Regions from separate parts of the Homo sapiens genome. Here region 2 is linked to region 1. A link is a contact called in ENCODE Hi-C or POLR2A ChIA-PET data. All regions are on one chromosome and are shown on one strand. The core of a region is the stretch at or near the end of the contact, and the rest is flanking DNA. Distances in the headings are between cores, read along the strand shown.

Region 1 (7,669 bases), core at 3,706-6,205:
TAAACACGAGGTTTCATCATATTGGTCAGGCTGGTCTCAAACTCCCGACCGCAGGTGATCCACCCACTTCAGCCTCTCAAAGTGCTGGGATTACAGGTGTGAGTGATGTGTCTACTGCCTAAGGCCTCTCAGGCAAATAAGAGGCCTAAGACTAAATGCAGCTATTTCTATGGAGTTCAGACTGACATCTCTCTCCCAGGACTTCTTGGTTCTCCCTGCTCTCTATCATACTCCTCTGATATCAGAAGATCTGCTTATTTTCCTCATCTGCCACTAATGTTTGACACAATCGTCTTTTCTCGGTCTCATTTTTTTTCAACTGTTATTTGCTCAACTTAAGACTGTTAACCAACAAGTGCATTAGCTAGGAAATGGAATAATCGAAACACAAAGAAGAAAATGATTACATTATCATCTATGAAAATCGGGGTTATAACTAAAAATTATATTTTTTAAATTTAGTTTCAGTTTTAAAATTAGTTTCAGTTTAAGGCCGGGCACGGTGGCTCATGCCTGTAATCCCAGCACTTTGGGAGGCTGAGGTGGGCAGATCACGAGGTCAAGAGATTGAGACTATCCTGGCTAACACGGTGAAACCCCGTCTCTACTAAAAATACAAAAAAAAGTAGCCGGGCATGGTGGCAGGCGCCTGTAGTCCCAGCTACTAGGGAGGCTGAGGCAGGAGAATGGCGTGAACCCGGGGGGCGGAGCTTGCAGTGAGCCGAGATCACGCCACTGCACTCCAGCCTGGGTGACCGAGTGAGACTCTGTCTAAAAAAAATAAAAAAATAAAATAAAATTTCAGTTTAAATGTATTAAGTGCCTACTAGGTACCTTCATAGAGCTAAAAATTACGGTACACCACAGTTCTTCAGCTCTCAGATGTTTTCCTGTCTGTTAACTCCTAAGTATTTTTCATTTACCTTGGGATGCTGCTTTCTAAATAGTTAATAAAAGCATTCCTACTCAAACGCAACTCTGAGACCTGCTACAACATGTATCCATCTATTCAGAGAGAATTCTACAGAAATTGCCACATGAAGAAAAACAATCCAAAAGTGGTATCTCACTCAATGGTGATAAAGTAGATAAACAACTGGATATTCCAAAATAAAATTACTAGCAATAAACCAATTATAAGCCCAGATATACTTTTAAAATAATGTTTAATTTTCTTTGCCCTGTCAAATACATTTGCTATATAACGCAGGATTAATTTTCCCCCAAAATATCCAACAGATTACTTACCCTAACAACAAATACAGGACACTTTACTTTATTTGTTGATGTCCGAACAAATTTTGTTGTTACTGCATTCATAGGATTATTCAACATTCCTATAGGTGGGACCAGCTACAAAAAAGGAAAATTGGGTTCTTAGAGCTCCTGATTACATACAAGGCAGAAACCAGAAACACGGCAAGGTAATTATTTCAACATTTAAAGACAAATTTGGGACCATATAGAACTTTCCCATAAAAACTATTATAAAGTATTACAATTAGTCTATTAATTAAGTGAAGAAAAGTGAGATACAGGAAAGTTAAATACCCATTATTACTAAACAAACAAGAAAATCAAGTACCAGTACTAACCCAGTACAAGTTAGTACAAGTACTAACCCAGTTAGTACTTAAAGTCAACATATTTAAACATGTCCACATAAAGCTAATTAAGTTCAAATTTAAGTTTTAAGAAATTTAAAATTAACTTTCCAATTACAAGACTTTAGATTACTCAACTTCTTTTTGGACACTGCTTTAAGCCCCAAATCAAAAATTCACCCATCATTAGATTAAAAGGAAAATCTAAATTGAGACAAACACATAATCCATGGCTTACACAGATGTGTTATATTATCCCTTTGGGAATATTTTAATTATAAAAATGTAAAAAGAAAAGACCATTTTGGACTTGAAGTCACACAGTGAAGGCTAAAATATTCAAGCAAGGAAGTGTTTATTAAGCTAGTATGACACATCATGTACTTACATCATTGTAATAACCTGCATCAGGCTGAATTGCCCGCATATCTCTCTGGTCTCTTTGCCATATTCTGTTCTGTTAAATAAATAAATAAATAAATAAATAAATAAATAGATCAATTAATGACTATATGGTCTGATTATACTCAATTTGAAATTAACAAAATGTAAGCTATATTAAAAATGGATAAACAGAATTAAAAAATATTATTTTCTAAAACAAATAGTGGGTGCCTTAGAGAGCTTTCCCTTCTGATCCTACTAACATTGCTTAGAACTTCCCTCCTCGAGGTGCCTCATGCCTGTAATCCTAGCACTTTGTGAGGGCGAGGCAGGCAGATCACCTGAGGTCAGGAGTTTAAGACCAGCCTGGCCAACATGGTGAAACCCTGTCTCTACTAAAACTACAAGCCAGAAATCACTTGAACCAGGGAGGCGGAGGTTGCAGTGAGCTGAGATGGTGCCACTGCACTCCAGCCTGCGCAACAGAGCGAGATTCCATCTCAAAAAAACAAACAAACAAAAAAAAAACCTTCCCTCCTCATGTTATCATATTAGTCCCCACCCACTCATCCAAGATACTGTCGACTCCAACACAGTCTCCCTGATGCTACCTTAAGAAAAGGAAACAGCAGAGAGGGTAGAAAGACATCCCCAATTCCTTCAAAGCCCTCAGCACAAAACAATTCCTCATATCTTGCCCTTGGTCTTAATTCCTCTCAAACTCTCTCCTAGCCTACTTTCCCAATTGAAATTCCCAGAAAAATCAAAATCTGTCTTTATCTCTGAATCTCTTTCTCCTGTATGCCTGCAACATATTAACTAGGCCCAATATGCAAATAGGTCTTTAACCACAGATCTAAGGTAATGAAAAACAGACAAATTTTCATAGGAGGCCAGACCTAAACCCAATGAACCTAATAGGTAATATTAGTAATAAGGCTAATTCCTACATTAACACAAGTAAATAAAGAACTCTAACGGGAAACTGCAGGTAGACCCCTGCCTTGCCTTTACTTACTATCTAAGTTGCTTTTACCCTGTAGGACTGCAGTAGGCGTTCAATCCTCAAGAACGTAAAGCCCTTTTCCTGACTCTAAGAAATACCTACCACCAGGGCTTGGAAGTGGGAGAATCCATGTTCTCCAAGCCAGTGTCTCACAAAAATATTCCTATGTTGGTAGTCTTTTATGATTTCATATACACTGCAGGTTTAACAAGTGTTTTAAGACTGGCCTAGCGATTAAAGTACTCCCTTCTAATTTGTGAACTTTTAGAGCAAATCCTATTTCTAAAATGGAGTCTAACTTTAATAATTTTTTAGAAGATGATACAGGCACAGAATTTTATAAAGTATTAGTGGTTTGAGGTTCTTCCTAAATTAGCCAATTTGAAATTCCACCGTGTCCCACTAATTCAACTAACACAGGTATACATACTTACTACACTACATCTAGAAAATCATCTTCTTTTAAATAACCAGGCCGGGCGCAGTGGCTCATGCCTGTAATCCCAGCACTTTGGGAGACTGAGGCAGGTGGATCACCTGAGGTTAGGAGTTTGAGACCAGCCTGGCCAACATGGTTGAAATTACGTCTCTACTAAAACTACAAAAATTAGCCGGGCATGGTAGCAGGTGCCTATAATCCCAGCTACTTGGGAAGCTGAGGCAGGAGAATCACTTGAACCCGGGAGGCAGAGGTTGCAGTGAGCCAAAACCACACCACTGCACTCTGGCCTGGGCAACAAGAAAGAAACTCCATCTCAAAATAAATAAATAAATAAATAAATAAATAAATAAATAAATAAATAACCAAAGTTTGGTCATCTGAAGCACATAAATCAGGCTTACCTCCAAATACTTAATTACAGATGGATTGTAGTCTATGGTTTTTCGGTTCACAGCTTTTCTCATTCGTTTTCCATCAAAAGTAAGCTGTTGCATTGCTTGCTGTTGTGCAAAATCAGGTCGCTTATAAAACAGCTGTCGAGGTGCCTGGTGCTGGAACCTTGGCATATGGAAAAAACGAGGAGGAGAACCAATTTCTGTAGCCATGGTGATGTTTTCCTTCTAGGATACTAGGATAAGGAAAAAGTACTTTCACTACAAATATCAGCACTGCAACACTGCCTGAAAACATTTTTAAATGAACACTTTTTACATTTCTTTTCCCTTATCTAACGTGCATCATTTCCACTTACACAATGAACTACAGTCATGAGTCACTTAACAACGGGCGTATGTTCTCAGAGATGCATCCTTAGGCAATTTCATCACTGTACAAACTTCACAGAGTTGTACTTACACAAACCTAGATGGTATATACAGCCTACTACACACGTAGGCTACACGGTACAGCCTAATGCTCTTAGGTTACAAACCTGCACAGCATGTTACTTTACTGAATGCTGGTGGCAACCGTAACACAATAAGTATTCATGTGTCTAAACATAGAAAAAGACACCATAGAAAAGTATGATAAAAATACTATATTATAATCTTATGAGACCACCATCATATATGTGGTCCAGCATTGACCACAATGTCATTTTGTGGTGCATGACTATATTAGATCAATGACAGAGACCAGTTACACATCTGAAAAAGACTACGGTCAAGGCGGAAGGATCGCTTGAGGCCAGGAGTTTAAGATCAGGCTGGGGAACATAGTGAGATTCCCATCTCTACAAAAAATAAAAACACTAGCTGGACATGATGGCATGCACCTGTAGTCCTAGCTATTTGGGAGGCTGAGACAGGAGAATCACTTGAGTCCAGAATTTTGAGGTTGCACTGAGCCATGATCATGCCACCGCACTCCAGCCTGAGTGACAGGGAGAGACCCTGTTGGAAAGAAGGAAGGAGGGAGGGAGGGAGGGAGGGGGCAGGGGAAGACTAATTCACAGAATAAGTGCTAAGAGGCATTTGATGTAAAATTCAGCCTCGTGAAGAAAAAAAGCACAATTCATAACAGCTTGAGGCAGGGTGTGTATGTGTGAGTCAGTGGATGGGTACGTGTTTATGCTTAGGGAATAAAAGAAGGTAGGATCACTGGGAATTGTTCACTTTTTCTTTTTTTTCTCCTAGAGATAATATCTAACTGTGTTGCCCAGTCTGGTCTCAGACTCTTGGGCTCAAGAGATCCTCACACTTTGGCCTCCTAAAGTGCTGGGATTACAGGCATGAGCCACCAAGCCTGGCCTTACATTTTTAAAATTAAAATTTCACAGCTGGGCGCAGTGGCTCATGCCTGTAATCCCAGCACTTTGGGAGGCCGAGATGGGCGGATCACCGGAGGTCAGGAGTTCAAGACCAGCCTGGCCAACATGGTGAAACCCCGTCTCTACTAAAAATACAAAAAAATTAGCTGGGCGTGGTGGCAGTCTCCTGTAATCCCAGCTACTCAGGAGGCTGAGGCAGGAGAATCGTTTGAACCCGGGAGGGAGAGGTTGCAGTGGGCCAAAATCACCTCACTGCACTCCAGCCTGGGCGACAAGGCAAGACTGTCTTAAAAAAAAAAATTCCACTTAGATGTTTGATTATAAAACTAATTATTTTCATGTTTATTAAGACTCCATTTTATACAAGTCATTAAATGCTCTTTAAAATTTGACTTTTGTTCTTTTAAATTTCCCAGGACTAGTGTAGAAAGAGGAATAAACTACCTTATTTCATATCTATAATGAACAAAAAAAGTACGTATGCCCAAATTTCAGGAGCAAAGTACCACAGAAACTTATTTCTCAGTATGTGTTATTTACATATTTACAAAGGTAACATTAAGTTTATATCTGAAGAGGAAAATGTTAAGACCTTATAGTTTTTCAGCTTCAATGCTCTACATTTAAACTTACATGCCAATAATACAAATATGCATGATTTTAAAATAAATTTTAAGCACATTTTAAAAATCAGGCCAGGCATGGTGGCTCACATCTGTTATCCCAGCACTTTGGGGGGCCAAGCAGGAGGACTGCACTTGAGGCCAAAAGTTCAACACCAGCCTGTGCACATAGTGAGACTCCATCTCTACAAAAAAAAAAAAAAAAAATTGTTTTAATTAGCCCAGTGTGCTGGTGCGCACCTGTAGTCCCAACTACTCAGGAGACTGAGGTGGGAGGATCACTTGAGCCTGGGAAGTCAAAGATGCAGTGAACCATGATAGCACCACTGCACTCCAACCTGGGTGACAGAACAAGACCCTGTCTCCAAAAATAAAATAAAAGAATAAAATTAAAAACTATTACAAATACAATAAAGGAGAGAAGTTACAAACATTTCCACAATTGCTTTTGTTTCAAAACCAGAAAAGATTGTGGCCACCATTATTTGTCTGTATTCTTAAAACTGCCTTATCTCACTCTCTAGACACTAAATAATGAGCCTGAAAAAATTTATGATTTCCTTTTGATGAAATATTCTTGGTAGTACTTCATTCAGCCTTGTCACGTTGGTCCCTCCTAAGACCATTAAATTTGAATAATAATAACAACAAGGAGGAGGAGGGGTGGAGGGAAAAGAAATCCTGACTTTCGCACACCAAAAATAAATAGTGCAATAAAATATGCATTTAACCTGTGTTATTTCCACCACTCTGAAGCAATCCCAGAAGGTCCTTGGCAAACATTAACTTGAAATAAGATGAAAAATATTCTATGTCTTAGAGCTGTGTGTGAATTAAACGGCAGAAAAGAACTAAGCAGTTGATTCAATAAGGCTGGTGGAAGACTGTTTACTCAGTTATTCCATGAATCCAATTAAGTTTCAGCACCCCAATTTCAATTACCAGCTTCAATTCAGATGTCTGGGCCAGTAATTCTAAAATAAAGCAGTTCTGGTAAGCATTTTTTTATTTGAGATGGGGTCTCGCTCTGTTGCCCAGGCTGGAGTGCAGTGGTGCGATCTCGGCTCACTGCAATCTCTGCCTCCCACGCTTAAGCAACCCTCCCACCTCAGCCTCCTGAGTAGCTGGGACCATTAGGTGCATGCCACCATGCCCAGGTAATTTTTTTTGTATTTTAGTAGGCTGGTCTTGAACTCCTGAGCCCAAGCAGTCCACCTGCTTGAGTCTCCAAAAGTGCTGGGATTACAGGCATGAGCCACCACGCCCAGCCCAAAAGCCTTTTTTTTTTTTTTTTTTTTTAAGACAGAGTCTCACTCTGTTGCCCTGGCTAGAGTGCAGTGGCATGATCTTGGCTCACTGCAACCTCTGCCTCCCGGGTTCAAGCAATTCTGCTGCCTCAGCCTCCCGAGTAGGTGGGATTACAGGCATCTGCCACCATGCCTGGCTAATTTTTGTATTTTCAGTAAAGACAGGGTTTCACCATGTTGGCCAGGCTGGTCTCAAACTTCTGGCCTCGGATGATCCGCCCGCCTCAGTTTCCCAAAGTGCTGGGATTACAGGCATGAGTCACAGATCCTGGCCCAAAAGCATATTTTAAAATTATGACTTCCAAATCAAATACCTAATTATATTAGAATAAAATTATTCTAACAGTATAGTTTCTATTACTATAAAATGAGAATAGATTTTTTCACAAGTCAAAAGGGATTTAAATATTCAGCTGCAAAAAAGAAATTAAGTTGATATAAATACAACATGAATATCAAAACCATTATGCTGCCAGGCGCGGCGGCTCACGCCTGTAATCCCAGCACTTTGGGAGGCCCAGGCTGGCGGATC
Region 2 (7,669 bases), core at 2,039-4,538, 86 kb after region 1:
TAATCCTTAACACTGAGGCAGTGTAGGTACAGAAGAAACTACTGCCTCACAGCAATGAGTAGAGGAAAAGGCATTATGTATCAGGACTGCAGAACCTCCAAACTCTGAAGTGACAGTAACAAATGACATCAGGCCAAAAAAAAAAAAAAAAAAAAGGGAAGCAGCAGCTAATCAGTTACAAATCTGTTTGTTGGAACTTTGATGCTTTTACAGGTCCTGGAAAAATCAATGTTAAGAGATGCCTCCCAGGCTAAGCGCAGTGGCTCACGCCTGTAATCCCAACACTTTGGGAGGCCAAGGCAGGTGAATCACCTGAGGTCAGGAGTTCGAGACCAGCCTAACATGGTGAAACCCCATCTCTACTAAAAATACAAAAATTAGTCGGGAGTGGTGGCACATGACTGTACTCCCACCTACTCAGGAGGCCGAGGCAGGAGAATTGCTTGAACCCGGGAGGTGGAGGTTGCAGTGAGCCGAGATTGTGCCACTGCACTCCAGCCTAAGGCAACAACAGTGAAACTCCGTCTCAAAAAAAAAAAAAAAAAAAAAAAAGAGAGATGGTCCCTTTCTGCACTAAACCAAATTACTTGTTAAATGGAAAGGAATGGAACTTTTAGGACACCAGGAAACTGGTCAACTGTCCCTATTTCTCATTAAGAACAATACCCAAGTACTACTAATACATTACCCTCACTCCCTTCAACCAAGGAAGGTCGAGGCAGCCAAACTGTAACTCAGAGTGCCTAGGAAAGTGGTGTCTGAGACCTACCACAGAGCTTTTGGGAGGCATTCCCAGGATTCAGCATCAACAAAATGGGGATGGGGGAGGCAGTTCAGACACTTTTGTGTAACTATGGAGAGGAGGGATCCAAGACTTCTCCCCATGGCTAATCCCAAGGAACATTTTCAAGTGAAGGCGCGCACACGCGCGCACATACACACACACACACACACACAATTTATTTAGAAACAAAAGGAAATAGATCAGGGGATCTGCCTGTTATTTTCTCTTGTGCAAATATTTTAAGAACAATGGCCATAATTAATCTCTGTTGCTAAAAAAGGAAAAACAACTCCTTGGCTGTATGTCATCTGGAAATTTTACCGAGGATACGTCATTACGACCATTAATAGGCCAGGTGCAGTGGCTCACACCTATACTTTCTAACACTTTGGGTGGTCGAGGCGGGCAGATTACCTGAGCCCAGGAGTTCAAGACCAGCCTGGGCCACATGGTGAAACCTTGTCTCCACAAAAAAATACAAAAATTAGCCAGGAGTGGTGGCCTGCACTTGTAGTCCCAAGTATTCCAGAGGCTGAAGTGAGGTGAGAGGATAACCTGAGCCTAGGGAAGGTTGAGGCTGCAGTGAGCTGTGATCACACCACTGCACTCCAACCTAGGTAGCAGAATGAGATCCCGTCTCAAAAAAAAAAAAAAAAAAAGGCAGGGTGAGGTGGCTCACACCTGTAATCTCAGCACTGGGAGGCCAAGGTGGGTGGATCACTTGAGGTCAGGAGTTCGAGACCAGCCTGGCCAACATGGTGAAACACCGTCCCTACTAAAAACACAAAAATTAGCTGGGCATGGTGGCAGGCGCCTGTAGTCCCAGCTACTTGGGAGGCTGAGGCAGGATGGCTTGAAACTAGGAGGGGTAGGTTGCAGTGAGCCGAGATCACATCACTGCACTCCAGCCTGGGTGACAGAGTGAAACCCTATCTCAAAATAAAATTAAAAAAAAAATTAAAAAAAATAAATTAACAACTAAAATAGTAAGTTCTAACGTATTAAACCATAAAATACAAAAAACACATAATAAACATTTTTTCATTTTTATATTTTTTATTTCTTAGAGGGTAGTATTTCCGTTTTAATTTTAAATTTATTATTTTGCCAGGCAATGGCTCACATCAGTAATCCCAGCACTCTGGGAGGCCGAGCTGGGTGGATCACCTGAGGTCACGAGTTCGAGAACAGGCTGGCCAACATGGTGAAACCCCAGCTCTACTGAAAATACAAAAATTAGCCGGGTGTGGTGGTGGGCACCTGTAATCCCAGCTACTCGGGAGGCTGAGGCAGGATAATCACTTGAGCCCAGGAGACGGAGGTTGCAGTGAGCCGAGTTCGTACCACTGCACCCCAGCCTGGGCAACAGAGTGAGACTCTGTCTCTAAATAAGTAAATGAATGAATGAATAAAAGAATAAGATAGGTCAGGTGCCGTGATTAACTTAAGCCCAGGAGTTTGAGACCAGCCTGGGCGACATAGTGAGACCCTGTCTTTACGAAAAAAATTTTTTTAATGGGCCAGGTATGGGGGCGTGCATCTGTGGTCTCAGCTACTTGGGAGGCTGAGGTGGGAGGATAGCTTGAGCGGTTGAGAGGTTGAGGTTGCAGTGGGCTCTGATCATGCCACTATACTCCAGCCTCAACAAGAGGGCGAGACCCTATCTCAATCAATAAATCAATAAATCAATAAAGTGTAAGACAGCTGTATACATTTTCAAGTTTTTGAGCTGAAGACCTCATCCCTAGGAATACCCTCCCCAACCACTTAAAGTGCGTGCGTGAGAAAACTCAAGGCTGCCAAAATAATTTGTTCCAGCCAACAGCTGAAGATAGGACTCTGTCTCTCTGCCTCTGTGGGAGGGTAGGGGCCTAACTTCGACAGGTGCGCCAGTCAACAAACCAAGCTGCGTTCACACGGACCAATCCTCCTCTTCCCGCTTTTTTACATTTCTCACTTCCCCGACTCCCCCGAGCTCCCGCTCACCACATCCTTATTCCCTAATTCTCCGTTAAAACGCCCAGAGGTTCTGTACTAATCGAAGTTGAGTTCGGTTCACGCTGGGCTCTTTTCCCTAGTGCAACAGTATATTACTGTTTAAAAATCTGTCCTTACCACCTGAGTGTCCGGCTTTGTTTATCTTTGACACAGGTCCCCGGAACTTCGCAGTTTATCACATAAAATAACCCAGTTGCCCAGGCGGTCCCTCCCAAGGCCATGGTCCCTCCCAAGGCCATGTTCCCTCCCCAGCCCCACGCCGCGCTGGGGCTTGCCCAAGCCGCCGCTGAGGCAGGGCCTTGGGCGAAGCGCGCATAACGCCAGGCCTGCGGCGACCACGCGAAGTGGCGCGGGGGAGTCTGGCAGCCCCGAGCCCAACCTTTAGGAAAGATGAGCTGTGAGGCGTCCTCCTCTACGTCGCCAGCCCGCGGATCGCTGCCACCCGCCGCCATCGCCGCGCCGCGCCGCGCGCCACCACCAGCGCCGCCGGAAGCAGAAGCGCGGAGCAACGGCCGCGGAAGGGGCGTGGTCTCGGGAGGGGCCCCGAGGGGTGGGCGGGGCCGGGAGTGCGAGCCGGACGGGGCGCAGCGAGGGGACCGGTTGGTGAGGTCCTGGAGGCTCCCCGCCACCGAGGGGCGCCCTGCACTCCCTCTCTTCTCCCATGCTCCTCGCCGCGCAGACGTCCTGGGGCAGGTCCCTACGCCTTTCTGGACGGAGGAGGTCAGATGAGATGCAGGAACGCCTGCTGATGGAGAGCAGGGCAGCCGGCTCCGAAAGTACCGGGTCCAATTTCCTTCACCGACTTAAACTTCTAAAATTTTATTGATTTGTGGTGGATTATCTGATACTTCTGAGTACGCGGACAATGATATTCAGAGGCTTTTACCACACGTCTGTTGGAACATTTGGGTGATGCGTAGAAAATTAAGCAAATGACGGCCGGGCGCAGTGGCTCACGCCTGTAATCCCAGCACTTTGGGAGGCCGAGGCGAGGGGATCACCTGAGGTCAGGAGTTTGAAACCAGCCTGGGCAACATAGTGAAACCCTATCTCTACTAAAAATACAAAAATTAGCCGGGCATGGTGGTGGGCGCTTGTGATCCCAGCTACTGGGGAGGCTGAGGCAGGAGAATCGCTTGAACCCGGGAGGCGGAAGTTGCAGGGAGCTGAGATCGCGCCACTGCACACCAGCCTGGACGACAGAGTAAGACTCCGTCTCAAAAAATATATTAAAAAAAAAAAAAAAGCAAATAAAAAATGATGCTGTTTTCGACACTGGAGAAAACAAAAGGTTGTACAATAAGGTAAATAATCATAGCTTATTAGTCAACAATATCTTAGCTCATTAGTCAACAATGTTTAGATGGTCATATTGTAAACTCTGTTGATTTAATAAAAAATGAATTGTGCCGGGCACGGTGGCTCACGCCTGTAATCCCAGCACTTTGGGAGGCCGAGGCTGGAGGATCGCTTTAGCTCCGGAGTTGAAGACCAGCCTAGACAACATAGTGAGACCTCGTCTCTAAAAAATACAAAAATTAGCCGGGCGTTGTGGCGCGTGCCTGTAGTCACAGGGATCGGGGAGGCCGAGGCGGGTGGATCGCTTGAGGGATGCAGTGAACTATGATTGCCTCACTGCACTCCAGCCTGGGCAACAGAGACCCTGCCAAAAAAAAAAAAAAGGCAAAGTCCAGGCGCGGGGGCTCACGCCTGTAATCCCAGTACTTTGGGAGGCCGGTGGGGGTGGGGGGGGCAGATCACCTGAGGTCAGGAGTTCGAAAGCAGCCTGGCCAACATGGTGAAATCACGTCTCTACAGAAAAAAAAAAAAAAAAAAAAAGCCGGGGCGTGGTGGCGGGCGCCTTTAATCCCAGCTACTCGGGAGGCTGAGGCGGAGGTTGCAGTGAGCCGAGATCGCGCCACTGCATTCCAGCCTGGGCGACAGCGACAGAGTGAGACTCTGTCTCAAATAATAATTTTTAAAAAGACTTAAAAAATTAAAAAGTAAAAATTTTAAAACTAAAGAAAAAGAAAACCTTTAGAAGGCAGTCCTGGGAATCCTGTCTGGCCTGTGCAGCCTGATCTCCTGCGAGGGCTCGTCCACAGCGTCTTGCTGTCTTGCAGTGCCGGCAATGTGGTCTCCCACCACCTGAGAAGTTCCCTCCTCCAGGGCATGCTCTTTGCTTCAGCACTGCTTCTCTAAGGAACCTGCCCAGACCTGAAGGGCTGGCCACGCCCCCTTTCACGTGCTCAGAGAAGCTGAAGGTTCCGGAGGGTTTGATGCTTGCCGGTGTTCCCTTGTACACCCAGCACTGAGTGACAGGCCAGATAACCACAGCTGCCCAGCCACTGCACCATGTGCTGGGGTCTGGGCAAAACATTTACTATTTTTACTTTTTACCTATGACTTCTCTAAGGTCAGGTTACTTTGGAGATTCACAGTCCTGTCACAAAGTAGGAAATGCCTTATAAATGGCAGGACCAAGATTTGCGCTTAGGCCTGTGGGACTGCCAGCCAGAAAAGATTCTAGCTGTCACCCGCCCTGGGTTATTTCTTTGGTTGGGAGCCACGATGTGATCACAGAATAGCCATACTGGGGGAGGGGGTCTGATTGGCAGCAGGAACTTGAGGGACTGATGGTGAACTGGAGACCTCTCTTTTCTGTTTTCCAATAGTTTCGAAATTGCAGTCCTCCCCCCACCAATTTTCCAGGGCATACAGAATCTGTGTGAGTAGAAATAATGCATAAGCGGCAGGAAGAGGCCCTTGAATCCTTGTCTGAGCTTGATTTTAATGAGGAAAACAGACACAGAAGGGACAGGACTTGCATTACATTCCTCAGGCTGCTACTCTGATTCTTGTACAGCATTGGTTCAGTCAAGCCATTCAACCAGCCCACTTAGTATTTCAGTCAGATTATTCAAGCCAAGGTTACAGACCTAGATTGATCTAAAAGCAGCTGTAGAGCACCTCCCCCACCCCCACTCCCACAATTAGCACCACTGACCTCTGATCAGATGGTTTATTTCACACTCCAGAAGTCAACAGTGATGGCTAAAATTACAAATGTTGTTTTATCACCAATCACACTCTCCCCCAAAATCAGTCATAGGCAACTCTACGCTGTTTAATTACAGGTACTATGGAATGTAATCTCTAGAACATTAATTTCTCTTGAAGAAACGAATTCCTCTTCACACACATCAGTTATTAACAAAGCCTGTAAACGTCTAACCAGCTGCTGGTAGTCAGTTTTCAAAATTACCTAACCCTGATAGCACGTTTTTATCTGTAGCCATGTGTTTTTGAGCTTTGCTAAGCGCTAAGGGCCTCAGAATTGAGTACCTTAAAAAAAAATTCTACCTCCCTGCAAATAGTGTGTCAACTGCTGATCTTTGGGTGGGTTGGGTTAGTGGGCTGGAGCCAGGGAGGGACAAGCAGACCCCAGGGTGCTGCCCAGATGGAATACTGAATTATTTTTGCCAAGTTAAAAAAAAAAAAAAGCGTAAACTGAAGATGTCCTTTCCTCCAAACACATCTCATCTTTTCTGGGCCATCCAAAAACAAAACTTCACTGGTTAGGTCAGACTGCACCAGTATGTCCCAGGGTCTTTGCTTGAATTAATTAACATCACCAAATTATATTAAATTTTAGTGTTTTTTTCCTCTCCAAGAGATTTTGGCTTTTTTTGGTAAGGTCAGTCTCATTTGAAAATCTAACAAAAACAACGAACCTGTCTGGAAAAACCCAAATCTTAAAGGGCTAATGAATGATTGCTCATGGAACTTGGCTCTAAAACACCAGTGACATTGCCACCAACCATAAAAATATACACAAGGGTGGGGTCACGAGCACCACACAAAATATCCAAGCTGACCGAATACTATCTTGTTGCCTGTCTTCAAAAATAAAACAACTGTTATCACCATTCCATATAAATCAAGTCACATGGTTAAAAAAGAAAAAGCAGAACAAAACGATTTTTATCCATTATGATTTATTCTCTACAATACTTCGTTAAAGTGTTCAATGATTTGCACTCAGAAGTTATATAGCCAAGAGGCAACCAAGTGTAATACAAAGAATTGGTCTGAAGTCTTTGCACTGAAGGCCATATAGTCTCTTGCTTCAGGGAAGTAAGAACGAAATGAACAAAAAGAACACATAGCTCCCTAGGCTCCAGAATCTCAATAGAAAATAACGTCAACAGTTAGTGAAATTGTAGATGTCAACACATCATGGAAAACAGATCTTGTGCAAAATATTAACACCCAGGACTTCTTTTGTATAGATGATTTTTATTATAAACAATAAAATATATGTAATGTCTCAACTACAAACCTTTCATGTTGAAAGGGTCTCTAACATGAGTTGTTTTATTATTATGAAGCAAAAAAGTTTTAAGAATCTCACAGTGGAAATAATCCAACACCGACAGACTCTAGTGATCAAAGACATTCTCTTTTAATGTAAAACAAGGACAATTCATAATTACAGAGAGAATGTCCTAGCTGTGGGTATTATGAGACAAGCCAACTTTCCAGACCAAAAGGCACTCACAGCTAGGGATGAAACGAACTCCGAACCAAGCCAGAGAAATTGGGCTGGTCCTTGAAAACAGTGGTTACCTACTGTCCAGCTCGAGCAGCCCAAGGACAAAGGAAACACTCAGCAGAAAACATTCCCTTTTCTTTAAACCTACCACGCACACCGCAGGTACTGGCCGCCCTCATCACTGCTTTGGTCAAGCGTGCAGAGAAGGCAGTTCAGTTCCAGTTCGGAGCTATCCTCTCCCTATGCAAAGCTGCCACATGGATGATCCAGACTTGGTATTTTTCCTGAGAGCCACCTGCTACACACTTTCATGAGGCGACCGTGACCGTACA

Evidence for each region. A loop is a pair of places that touch in the nucleus more often than their neighbours do. ChIA-PET counts read pairs that join two places held with the same protein, here RNA polymerase II (POLR2A). Pooled maps may share reads with other maps.
Region 2: a map of mammary epithelial cell shows a loop between it and region 1 (7-fold over the local background). The contact joins the promoter of POLR2D here to the enhancer-like site in region 1. A Hi-C loop is called at or near these places in 4 of 168 maps with a recorded cell type or tissue (MCF 10A, PC-3, PC-9 and 1 more) and 3 of 50 pooled maps. POLR2A ChIA-PET finds 5 or more read pairs at or near these places in 17 of 52 experiments (AG04450, Caco-2, GM12878 and 12 more).

What each region holds. Positions count from the first base shown.
Region 1 is chr2:127,766,941-127,774,609 of GRCh38, forward strand. WDR33 (WD repeat domain 33) reads right to left here. Exons shown (of 22, transcript NM_018383.5): 2 at 3,838-4,064; 3 at 1,993-2,061; 4 at 1,249-1,353. The coding sequence starts at 4,041. Among named protein-coding and RNA genes, the nearest start is that of WDR33, 40 kb to the right of the region's middle. RefSeq lists a silencer at 4,121-4,321. Within about 2 kb of position 4,956, at least 4 of the 41 ENCODE cell types and tissues checked have a DNase peak (open chromatin) inside an H3K27ac peak, as active enhancers do; they include PC-3, PC-9, endothelial cell of umbilical vein and 1 more, where a contact is called at or near this core.
Region 2 is chr2:127,854,867-127,862,535 of GRCh38, forward strand. It overlaps POLR2D (RNA polymerase II subunit D), which reads right to left and starts at 3,289. Exons shown (of 4, transcript NM_004805.4): 1 at 3,162-3,289. The coding sequence starts at 3,234. It overlaps AMMECR1L (AMMECR1 like), which reads right to left. Exons shown (of 8, transcript NM_001199140.2): 8 at 6,764-7,669. It also overlaps the pseudogene LOC107985803. RefSeq lists an enhancer at 2,724-2,893 and a silencer at 3,124-3,433.